2 separate regions of the Homo sapiens genome follow, and region 2 is linked to region 1. Evidence: chromatin contacts called from ENCODE Hi-C data. All regions are on one chromosome and are shown on one strand. Each heading gives the region's core, a stretch centred on a gene start or an enhancer-like site at or near the end of the contact. The rest is flanking DNA. Distances are from core to core; before and after follow the strand shown. Region 1 holds the start of CCN1 (cellular communication network factor 1). Region 2 holds the start of GNG5 (G protein subunit gamma 5).

Region 1 (5,503 bases), core at 1,379-3,878:
CTGTAGAACCCCAAAAGGAAAAAAGCCTAGAGAAAATATGCTTAGCAAATAATTTACAAACAGAAAACAGAAAGTCATCAACTCCACAAGCTCCAAAATGAAGCAGTAACATGTGCTCCAATACTATGAAGCAAAGTATTCTCCAATCGTGGCTGCATTAGTGTCCATCCGCACCAGCACCCTTGGCAGTTTCGAAATACCTTAATGCTCCTCAAGAATGAGCAAGGCTTCCTTTCTACAATGAGTCCCATCACCCACACCACCCCCGCCCATTTTCTCCATGATTCTGATTCTGACACTCTTCTCCCTTGTTTGTCTAGGTGTGCCCTGGAAACCCAGGTAGCATTTAGTCCCTAAATTTGTGAATGTCATTGAACAGCCTGTAGAAGGGAAACGCTGCTTCATTGGCATGCGGGCAGTTGTAGTTGCATTTGCAGGACTGGATCATCATGACGTTCTTGGAAAATGTCTCCCCATCTTCGCAGCGGAACCGCATCTTCACAGTCCTGGTCAGCTGGGGCGTGCAGCATCGGCCGTCCACGCAGGAACCGCAGTACTTGGGCCGGTATTTCTTCACACTCAAACATCCAGCGTAAGTAAACCTGACTGGTTCGGGGGATTTCTTGGTCTTGCTGCATTTCTTGCCCTTCTGTAAGAGAAAGGAGAGAAGGAAAGTTAGGGGTGATATTTCTCTTTCTTCAAAAAGATGTTCACATCCCACCCACCTGCCAGGCAACAGTCTACACGTCCCTGAAGGAACTTACTTTCAGGCTGCTGTACACTGGCTGTCCACAAGGCCGCACCTCACAAATCCGGGTTTCTTTCACAAGGCGGCACTCAGGGTTGTCATTGGTAACTCGTGTGGAGATACCAGTTCCACAGGTCTTTGAGCACTGGGACCATGAAGTTGTTTGAACAATACATTTCTGGCCTTGTAAAGGGTTGTATAGGATGCGAGGCTCCATTCCAAAAACTAGAGACATATAAGAGGGAAGACTTCTCAGAGGCATACCGACACAAACAGGCTCAAGCACTCATTTCTACAAAGATTTAGACCAGAAATGCATCTCAGTACAGTGTCTGAAGTGCTCAGTCTCCACTTACCAGGGAGCCGCTTCAGTGAGCTGCCTTTTCCAACTGCAATCAATTCATTGTTTCTCGTCAACTCCACCTCGGAGGCATCGAATCCCAGCTCCTTGCCAAGGAGGCCGTCCTGGTCCTCCATGGGGTCCTTGATACTATCCTCGTCACAGACCCACTCCTCGCAGCACTGCCCGGTAACTTTGACCAGCCGAGGGTTGGGACAGCCCAAGTTGGGGAGAGATAGTTCTTGGGGACACAGAGGAATGCAGCCCACGGCGCCATCAATACATGTGCACTGATGTTTACAGTTGGGCTGGAAACTTTCCCCGTTTTGGTAGATTCTGGAGTTATATTCACAGGGTCTGCCCTCTGACTGAGCTGCAAAGATCACCAAAAGAGAAAGGTAGAAGGGGATAAAGTTAAGATTCCAAACCACCGCCTGAAACTCATACATATTTTCTGCTGTTAAATTCAATTTATGGTAAAGTTCCCTACAATTCCCCGGAGACTCCAGACCAGAACAATAAGTTAGTCAGGAATCACTTTTCCGTATGCGCTTTCGTTGGGCCCAGACACACTGAATTGCATTCCAGACTGCTGAAATCATGTGCCTTTCTGCCAAGCTACCAACAACAAAGCATCACCATACATGGTCTCAGAATTACTAAACTTCTGGACTATGGGGACTAGTATTTTTTTTAAAGGGGCCAAACCACAAGCATCTTACCTCTGCAGATCCCCTTCAGAGCGGTGGAGCTGGCGCCGAAGTTGCATTCCAGCCCCTTGGTGTGGTCGCAGGGCTGCGTTTTGCTGCAGTCCTCGTTGAGCTGCTTGGCGCAGACCTTACAGCAGCCGCAGCCGTCCCGGACCAGCCCGACTCCCGGCGCGCACTTGGGCGCCTCCAGGGGGCAGTGGCAGGCAGCGGGGCAGGTGGAGAGCGCCTGGAAGGGGGAGAAGATACGCGTGAGACTCGGCGCGGTGCGCAGGAGGGGCGCCGCGGCTGCCGCAGTGAGGGACGGGGGTCTCCGACCCTATCGACGGGGAGCCTCTGATCTCGTCCAGCCCGGCCACCTCGGAAGGCTGCTCCCACCAAGAGGTCCCGACACGTCTTCGGGGGGAGGGGGAGAGTGCTTAAAGAAACGGCTACCCGCAAACGATCGCGAACTTTTTAACTTTTCCTGCCGTGGGCAATCTGGGACCAGGGGAAGGGGCTGGAGAGCGGACGGGGAATAGGTGGCAAAAGGAGAGTCCAACTCACCAGCCTGGTCAAGTGGAGAAGGGTGACGACTAAGGCGAGCGCCCTGGCGATGCGGGAGCTCATTGTGGCGCGCAGGAGTAGCCCGGGGCGAGCGCGGCGACGAAGACGCCAACAAGCTGGTGTGCAGCGGACAGGCCGTGCGCAGCGGGGTCGGGGTGGCGGCGCGGTGGGCCCGGTGGGCAGGGAGGCGAGGGCTGGGCGGCGGGCGGGCGTCTTTCGCTCGAGGTCCCGGCGGAGAAGGCGCGGAGGGCGCGGGCGCTGCTCGGGGGCGCTCTCGCTCGCGGTCTGCCCAGGCGCCCCGGAGCCCGCCTTTTATACGGGCCGGCGGAGGCGCCGCGTGTTGCAGTGACGTCGGCTCTGTCTGCGCGTTCCAGAATTCTCAAACATCTCAGGAATGCTGGTTGGCGCGGGCTGCTGCCAAGCGCCTCCCCTGGCTCCATTGCACCTTTGTGTGTGTGTGTGTGTGTGTGTGTGTGTGTGTGTGTGTGTGTGTGTGTGTGTGTCTGTGTGTGTGTCTGTCTCCCAGACCCGTCAAGAAAACAGTTCGGGGGGTGTGTGTGTGTGTGTGTGTGTGTGTGTGTGTGTCCCAGACCCGTCAAGAAAACAGTTCGTTTTTTCCACCTTAAATTACGACTTATGTTGGGAAGGGTTCTTTGGGGCGTGATGGTGGTGATGGTAGTTGGAGGGTCGTGAGGGGCGAGGGGGGCCAGTTCAGAACTTTGCCTGGACTGGGTGGGTGGGAGGACCTGAGAGGGAGGAACAAAAGTCGTTTTGTTTGGTGATGCGAGTTGACCGGGCAGCCACTGAAGCCCTCACCCGGGAAGGCAGTGAGCTGTTTGCTTTTTTACAGCGAAGGTGAGAGGCAAGTTATCTGTTGAAAGAGTAGAACGGGGAAGAGGAGTGTGTCTCTGAGTCAGGAATATTTGTGGACTTCAAAGAGGCGTGTTCGGAACAAGTCCCAAAGCTTTGGCATGATGTTTATTAGCAAAGTTCAGTGAATTGCAAATTAATACCCACAGTGGCATTTATGAATGAAAAGGCGGGGGGGGGGTGGGGCGGGGGGAAACTTGCCCATCGTCTGGCAAATTCCCAGGCAGAGGTCTCCCCCACTCCTCCAGCCCTTCCCTCTTTTGGGTATGTTGTACTTGTTTGTTTTTGGAGGTTCCCACTTTAGTTCCAGCCCACTGCCTGGGTTGGAAGTCCGAGAGGAAACGAACGCGGGGAGTTCTCCGGGAGGCTGACTTATACTTCCTCACGGATGCAGGAGACGGGGTAAGCCCTTCCCGCCTCCCTCCGCGGGCAGGAGGCTATGCTAACCAAGCAGCCAGCCAGAAGTGCAGGAGACCACCGTGGAGTGGCCTGAAATCATCACCTGCAAAGACCGCAAGGCCAAACCAGATTCCAGGACCATTGTGCCCTATGAATCTCTGGGAAAAGCAGACTCCTTCAAGCTGGACATTTTGTGGGGTTTTTAACTCCTTTCCTAGGGACCACTGGAAGCCTCCCATTTTAAATGAATTGCAATGCCCTTCTCTCCAAGTACAGAAAAGAGATTTAGGATGTAATATTTTGCAGTAAAAATGTCAGCAGATTTTAAGATCCCGTTCTACTTGCAACACACTCAGTAGAAGACCCCACCACAAGACAATTTACTTGAACATCACCAATACCATTAGTGTGATTGATAAACTTTCCCTGCAAGTTTCAAAAACTTTTTGCATAATTTTAATAAAAATTATCATGTAAGACTCATATGCTCTAGGATAACTACTTATCCTTTTTAATGTTTAAGGCTATTCAGACTTCATAATTTAGCAGTCTTGCTTGAAAAGGCCCTTAGTGCTAATGCTGACTTTCCTGATAAGCACAATGAGAATCTGTCAGGATGAAAACACACTCCAGTGAAGAGAATTCTTGCAGGAAGGAGTTCAGTTTCATTCATTCCAAAGTGCCCTTTCATAAATGGAAGCAGCATTTGCTAGAGGGAGTGGGATCTCTAAAGCTCTGTTAGAGGGTTAGGGGTGGGAGACTTTTCAAGACAATGGATTGTCAGGTGTTATGCAAATACAGTGAGGAAAGTGTGGGCCCAACACGTACACAGGTTAATACATCAATTATTATTTACAAAACACTGTTTTTCCTGCCTTATCATTTCATTATTGTTTCCTTCTTAATGAAGTGACGGGGGGCGGGAGGGGGGAGGAGGGGTGCAGGGACAGTACTGGTTGAACTAGAGAGAGAATGGAGAGGAGGGTTCCTGGCTTCTGTTGTGGCGTCTTTTCTATTTGACTTCATGGTTGTAAGTATTTCCAGATGGTGAATCAGACACCAGACGTAACAATATTTCCATATTTGGGTATAGCAGTAGCCTGCGTTTTTAACATTTTTCTGCCTCTGTTATCCAACCACAAAGCATTCTTGACAGCTTCAAATGTTGTTAAATATAGATTTAACTTCTCTTCCCAGAGCAGGAAATTCTTTGGAATTCCTTGTTTTTCACGCAATCTGTCCATCATGATTTAAAATAAAAGCACAGTGGATCATCCAACTGGCCGTATATACCTTAATTGGAGGTTGGGGATGGGGGACGGCAGAGATCCAGTCTGCCGCACTGCGTTCAAACACACGCCATTCCAGAGATTCCTTTAAAATCACATTAAAGTTTTTTTAACAAGGGTGTGTGGGTTTGTTTCTGGACTTCAACTGGGGAATCTTGAGGATGAGTTTGCCCCAGAAGAGAAATTTAGAGAACCTTACCGTCAGCTGCCCATTTAAAGCAGGGGGTGTGTTGTGGGATGGGGGTGGGAAGCTGGAGCAACAGGGCCAGGAGGTGTGGGAGCGGGAGACACTAGAGTAACCTATGTGCACAGCCTCTCCATATACCATGTGCTGTTGCGCCTGCTAGTAATCGACGACATTAGGCAAGAGAAACAGCGGCTCCTCAAGTCCTGCCCAAAGACCGTCCAGAAACCCCAGCCTCCCGTCGCCTTCTCGCCGCCTCCGCTGGGAGCCGCAGATCAGTCCAAGTTGACGGACAGGAGGCGAAATGTGCAAATGTTTATGGGTAAGTGTTGCTTCGGGTGCTAATTCTGTATGGCTCTTTTGCTAGTTTCTCCTTCACCCTCCCCATACGGGTGCCCCAGGAGGAAATAACGGACTGCC
Region 2 (5,736 bases), core at 189-2,688, 1.1 Mb after region 1:
TGAGCCACCATACCAGGCCTCAATGTTTTATTTTTCTTTTGTATCCTAAATAGAATCTTTAAACACACGCTACAAAAAAATAACACCTGGTGTTTGAGACAGCACTCCAGTCTGTGGTTTCCCAATGCAGCAGTTAATAAAAAAGCAACAATTTTTTTTTTTTCTGAAACTGTTTCGGCCTAAAACACTGCTTATTCCTCAACAGTCTCCCTCACAGAAGTAATTATTGGACCATATATTCCCTAAAATCTCTTCCAGCATTAACATACCACGGTTCTAAGAGTTCAGTGATATATTTTACAACTACTGTAAAACAGATCATTCTTTGAATAGATACTTGTGTTTAATCTTACAAATCTGTAAAGTATGAATGACGTTTTAGCATTATACAGTCAACAAAGCACCAAAGGTGAAATAATTACAATACCTTTTGGGAAAAGACAATATTTATTGAGATAGCTTTCACATTCTTTTTACATATAATGTCATTTCATTCCGAAAAACAACTCTACGAAGCTGTATAATTTACTTTGAAATAAGGAAATAAAGCCTCAGTAACTTAAGTGGCTTGCCCAAGAATACCGTAAGTAGCAGAGCCAGAATTCAAACCCTGGTTTTAACCCCAATCATTACATCCGTATGAATTAAGTAAAATGCTAAACTTACGATGTACATTTTTGCGAACTGATATAAACTGTTGAGTAAATAAATTAGATTTTGTTGACCAGTGCAATTACACATGCTTCCCTAATAAAAAATTTGAAATCCATTAATGATAAAATTATTAACATTAATGGAAAACATCAGCGCATTCGGAGATTGACTACCCGAAAAGAAATAGGAAACATCTGCCCTTAGTGCTGTGACATAACACACATATTTCCGTGGATGAAAGAAAGACCTACTGGCTGAGCCTATTTTGTTTGGTTAGACCCTACCCTCTCTCCTAAAAACTCCTTTGGTACTCAATTTCAAGCAGGAGGTAATAAATTACAACGGAAATACTAAAGAGCAAACTTTCCGGAAACACAAAAATAAGTTTTATTTTAAAAAGTACAATAAGCATTAATTCTCCAGAGTAAATGGGTAACCGAGCAGACAGGTGTAATCTTCAGCCAGCACCTTGGCTTCTTCACAATCTCCTTCAGAAAAACCGATTCAAGAGCTAAGAAGCCAGTAAAGTCAAACCTCGAGAAGATCCCTTCTCCAGCGAATCAGCGCCCCTGCTCCCCGCCCGCCCGGCTCCGCTGGGTACGCGACAGCGACCTCCGCGCCTGCTCTCCGCCTCGGGTCAGCGGGGCTGGGGGTTGGGGGTGGAACTGAAAATGCCTGTTGGCCAAACTCGGGTCACAGAGAGACACGCCTGTACGGGGCGGGGGTGTGCGGGTGACTCACGCCGGGTGCACAGTAGCTCCTACGCCTCACCCAGTATCTCCCCTCACTTCCCTCAACCCTTCCCACAAACTGGGAGGAAAACTGAGACCTCCTGGTCACCCGCCGCCGGGCCTTTTAGAAACTCCCACAAGCTCTGCCTTCCCTCCCTGGTCCTCTTCAGACCCCCTCTTAGTTCTTCGCGGCTAACGGTAAGCTCTCTCCTTACCTCTCCCTAATCGGCCCCTCTGGAGAGGAAAAGAAAACTTAAGAGTCGGGTCGCGCTAGCCTCCAGCAGCCGCCGCGCCCACCGACTGCTCCGCCCCTTCTCCTCCCCCTCCTCCAGGCTCGCGCTCGGGGCCGGGTGTGGAGCTGGAACAGAGGGCTGGCAAGGCGCGCATGCGCACCGAGGGTGGAGCCGCTGAGCACAGAACCGGAAACTTAGAGACAAAGTTCGGAGCCCCGCCCCCGCCGCGCGCCGCTGAGTTGTCTGGCCCCGCCGACCCACGGCCCACGACCCACCGACCCACGAATCGGCCCGGCCGTCGCGTGCACCATGTCTGGCTCCTCCAGCGTCGCCGCTATGAAGAAAGTGGTTCAACAGCTCCGGCTGGAGGCCGGACTCAACCGCGTAAAAGTGAGCGGGGGCGGGCGGCCGAGGCGGGAGGAAGGCGGCGGCGGCGGGTGGGATCCGGCGGCCCAGCTGGCGGGGGCGGGCGGGACACGCGCCGGCCCTCGCTTCCCCTGGAGAGGACGCGCGCTCAGCGGCGGCGATCGGGGAGCGGCCAGCTTTAGAGCAGGCGCCGCGTGGGTCTACGCTGTGTTTTAGGGGGACGATTAGTTCGCCCTTCCGCCCCAGGACTTTCCGAGGCGGGCTGGCCCCTGGGTTGAACCGTGGCCGACATTCCGGTCCTCCTCCGTCTCTACCTCCCTTGGCAGCCTTCTCGGCTGGTCTCACCAACAGCTGCGCCTCCGCGCGCTGTCCGCACCCTTCCTTTCCCACTTTGCCAGCCTCCTGTTTCTCATCGGACAGGGTATTTTCCGACTTTTGATTCAGAGCAGACTTTTCTCCCATTTGATCTTTCCCAAACCTACTTCCTTTAGTATTAAATTCTTACCTTCAACTTCTCTTGTCCGTTGAACACATACTTTTAAGCGAATTATTGCATAACTTAAACTGTGGATTGAATAAGCATTTTTCGAAACGATCCTGGAGTGTAAAGTTCCGGTCAGTGCCCCGTACAACCTCGAACAAAGCGTGCATTTCATACCTATGGCACAGTTTGCTCATATTTGACCTTGGGGATATCGACTGGTCCGCATGCCGGAGAAAATGATTATTGTGGGTAATTATTGGTCTTATTTTGGCGTCTGGTTAGTATTGGCCTTGTCTTGGGGTACTTTGGGAGAAAAAGCCTTTTGTCTGTGTTGATAGAATAACTTGACATTCAAGTGCTGTTCTAAGTATTTCCTGATTTTTACAGTCCTAAATGGATTGGCTTCTTTCTGGTACAATAGGTCAGGCTACATGTGAAACACTTCTGCAGTTAAAAAAAGAAACAAGAATGTAAATCATGTGCCCTGTTAAAAGCAGCCAGTTCCTAAGATGATTTGATTTTATACTCATCAGGCTAGTCTTTATTACTTGCCGAAATGTTTTGTGAACTGAGAGGGTCTCTAAGCTTTCTTAACTAGAAGTGTCAGAGACCTAGCTTACTCAGTTGTGGTCACCTCAGAAGGGAAGGGAAATTCTCATTCGTCTTGGTGCAGGATCCTCCTGAGAGAGAGTCTCCCATTTAGTTTTGTTAACTAGAAATGTCAGGGACCTAGCTTACTCAGTTGTGGTCAACTCAGAAGGGAAGGGAATTCTCATTCGTCTTGGTGTGGGATCCCCCTCACGTCCAGTCCTTGAAATGCTGTAGACCTCACTGCAGTTTGGAATCCATTTCTCTACTCTCCCAATTCTTACCTCATCACAGTGGTTTCTAGTCAGTCTTGGCTGGATTTGGCTCTGAAACTCGAAATCATTTATTTCGTAACCATTAAATGTCATTCAGGTGTGCCTTTATCATAGATAGGATGGACCAAGAAAAAAAAATGGGGGTGGGATAGTGAAAGCAATAAATTGTACATCTTTAGTCTCCAAAGAAAATGACATGAGGTTCTCAGGCTAAAATACTCCAAGAGCTTTACTTTGAAAACCCTAGCTGCTGCTCCCCTAATTCCCCAAAACTGATCCTACCTAAATCTTCAGTAGACTTCTGGTTCTGGTCGGGATCATTAAAGGCACCAGACATGATTTGGTTTTGGAGTTATTGCCTGATGTTAAGGCTGTAGCAAGAAGGGGAGCATCCCCTTTTGTACTTTTTAATGAGCTTTTCTTTAGACATGTTGCTAAATGTGGTTTAACGTTGTGTATCTGTTTTATCAATGACTGGGCTAGGTGATTTTTTTGTGAGATTTTTAAACTAGCACAATCTTACTTTTAACCTTTATGTGTGAGTACAATTGATAGAACTTACCATAAGTGCTTGACAAACTGTCATAGGTAGGTCAGGACATTTTTGAGAGTGAGAAGGGGCACTAATAGGCCAGGATTACAGGGTTTCAACCTCCTGGATGGTGATTGTTACAGTGCCTTAGGGGCTAGCAGCTTGTTCCAGTTTTAGAGTCTTTGTCTCAGCTTTCCTCACTGTTTGGAATGCTGTTTCTCACTGATGGTTATTTGGCTGGATCTCTTGTCATTGAGATCTCAGCTTCAATGTCACCTCAGACACCTTCCCTTAGGTGGGCACCCAGTCACCATCTAAAAGATTATTCATTTTACTACAGAGCACCTTGTCTGTCATTTTCTCTGAACTGTTAGCTCCATAACAACAGGGCTCTGGCTGTTCTTATGTATTCTTAGTGCCTGTAAGTATATGCGGCACATAGTGGTGCTTGAAAATTGTGAAAGCGAGTTACATTGGACCCCACCTACACTTTAAACAGAAAATTAACAGGTACTCTTTATGCTTCCTGCTGGTTAATATGAATGAAAACACTAAACACTATTACAATATTTGGTGAAAAATGACACCATTGTTCCCCTACTTTAGCTACACTTCTTTTGGAAGGCGGGGGATGAGGGGGTGTAGTCATTTGTAAAAATACTTCTTTTACATAGGAGCTAATAAACCTATGGAACTCATTACTCTGGACTGCTGTATAAGCAAAACACACAAATAGATTCGATAAGCGTTTAGATTCATCTTAGGATGAAGAATTATTAGGTTGGAGGTACAGCTGTAATCTGCAGGGGTTCTTGGTATAGAGAGCATTTGTGATGCTATTAATTCCCTGAGGCCACATATCCAGCTGGATGGACTGGACACCTGCTCCCAGCCTCCTTGCGGATAAAGACTGAGAATAAAATAAATGAGTATTTCTCCCACTTTTTAAATCTCAGTTCAAGACTTCAGATATTAGATGCATTTGGGGCATGTTTTAGTCATTCATGTTCCACGTCTGAACGGGTCCGTTAATGTTATTAAACTAGACAGTGACAGATTTCTGCCCAGTGTCACGTGACTGAAAGGCTGCTAGCAAACTTCAATTTAACAGTTTTTCTGAGCAGCCTGCCTTTAAGAAACTATTGCCTTAAATATGATTTAAGTGTTAATATACATATACAGAGCCACCCAAACAGGACTTAAGGAACTTCAATGGCTTTATGGTTATTTTGTTTATATCCTACATCACCTTAGCAGAATATATAGAAATAGTAGATGTCTAAGTGAATGAATGCATGCCTCTTTTAATTTGTTTTAGTTTAAATGCAAGACAGTATAAGGGTCTGATAAATTTGAGGATCAGTATACTGAATGCATTCTTAGTGTTGGCTTTTCTAAATTATGTGCTAGTTATCCCACATTATGTTCATTCACAGTAGCATTTTTCCAGTAATACTGCTTTCAAGACAAAGTAATAGTTTGCTAGAATGTTATTGCTTTTTGTTTAACCCTTAATGTTTTTAATAAGATGTTAAGTACCCTCAGGTTTGCACTTGAACAGCCTATTATTAATAAGCAAGATGTGCTACGCTTTGCAAAAATCAACATAATTCTACTGTTTGTACTCAGTCATCTGATGCTTCTAGTAACCAAGCAAAAGAAAACATACTTAATTAAATCAGTCTTATTTGCAAGCACTAGTTTTAAGTATTAAGAGCTCACTAGGCTGGGCGTGGTGGCTCACACCTGTAATCTCAGCACTTTGGGAGGCCGAGGTGGGCGGATCACGAGGTCAAGAGAGAGAGACCATCCTGGCCAACACGGTGAAACCCCGTCTCTACTAAAAATAGAAAAACTAGCTGGGCGTGGTGAC

Evidence for each region. A loop is a pair of places that touch in the nucleus more often than their neighbours do. Pooled maps may share reads with other maps.
Region 2: a map of ascending aorta shows a loop between it and region 1 (7-fold over the local background). The contact joins the promoter of GNG5 here to the promoter of CCN1 in region 1. A Hi-C loop is called at or near these places in 2 of 168 maps with a recorded cell type or tissue (ascending aorta and gastrocnemius medialis) and 7 of 50 pooled maps.

Annotation. Positions count from the first base shown.
Region 1 is chr1:85,577,886-85,583,388 of GRCh38, reverse strand. CCN1 (cellular communication network factor 1) reads right to left here and starts at 2,628. Exons shown (of 5, transcript NM_001554.5): 1 at 2,342-2,628; 2 at 1,811-2,024; 3 at 1,105-1,461; 4 at 765-973; 5 at 1-649. The coding sequence starts at 2,404. The coding sequence ends at 347. It also overlaps a transcript of DDAH1 not described here. RefSeq lists enhancers at 970-1,491, 2,758-2,807, 2,538-3,060, 5,460-5,503 and silencers at 1,908-1,957, 1,968-2,017, 2,028-2,087, 2,518-2,647.
Region 2 is chr1:84,502,283-84,508,018 of GRCh38, reverse strand. It overlaps GNG5 (G protein subunit gamma 5), which reads left to right and starts at 1,438. Exons shown (of 4, transcript NM_005274.3): 1 at 1,438-1,583; 2 at 1,718-2,008. The coding sequence starts at 1,928. It overlaps SPATA1 (spermatogenesis associated 1), which reads right to left and starts at 1,633. Exons shown (of 14, transcript NM_001397487.1): 1 at 1,601-1,633. RefSeq lists silencers at 1,713-1,792, 2,043-2,172 and an enhancer at 3,832-4,337.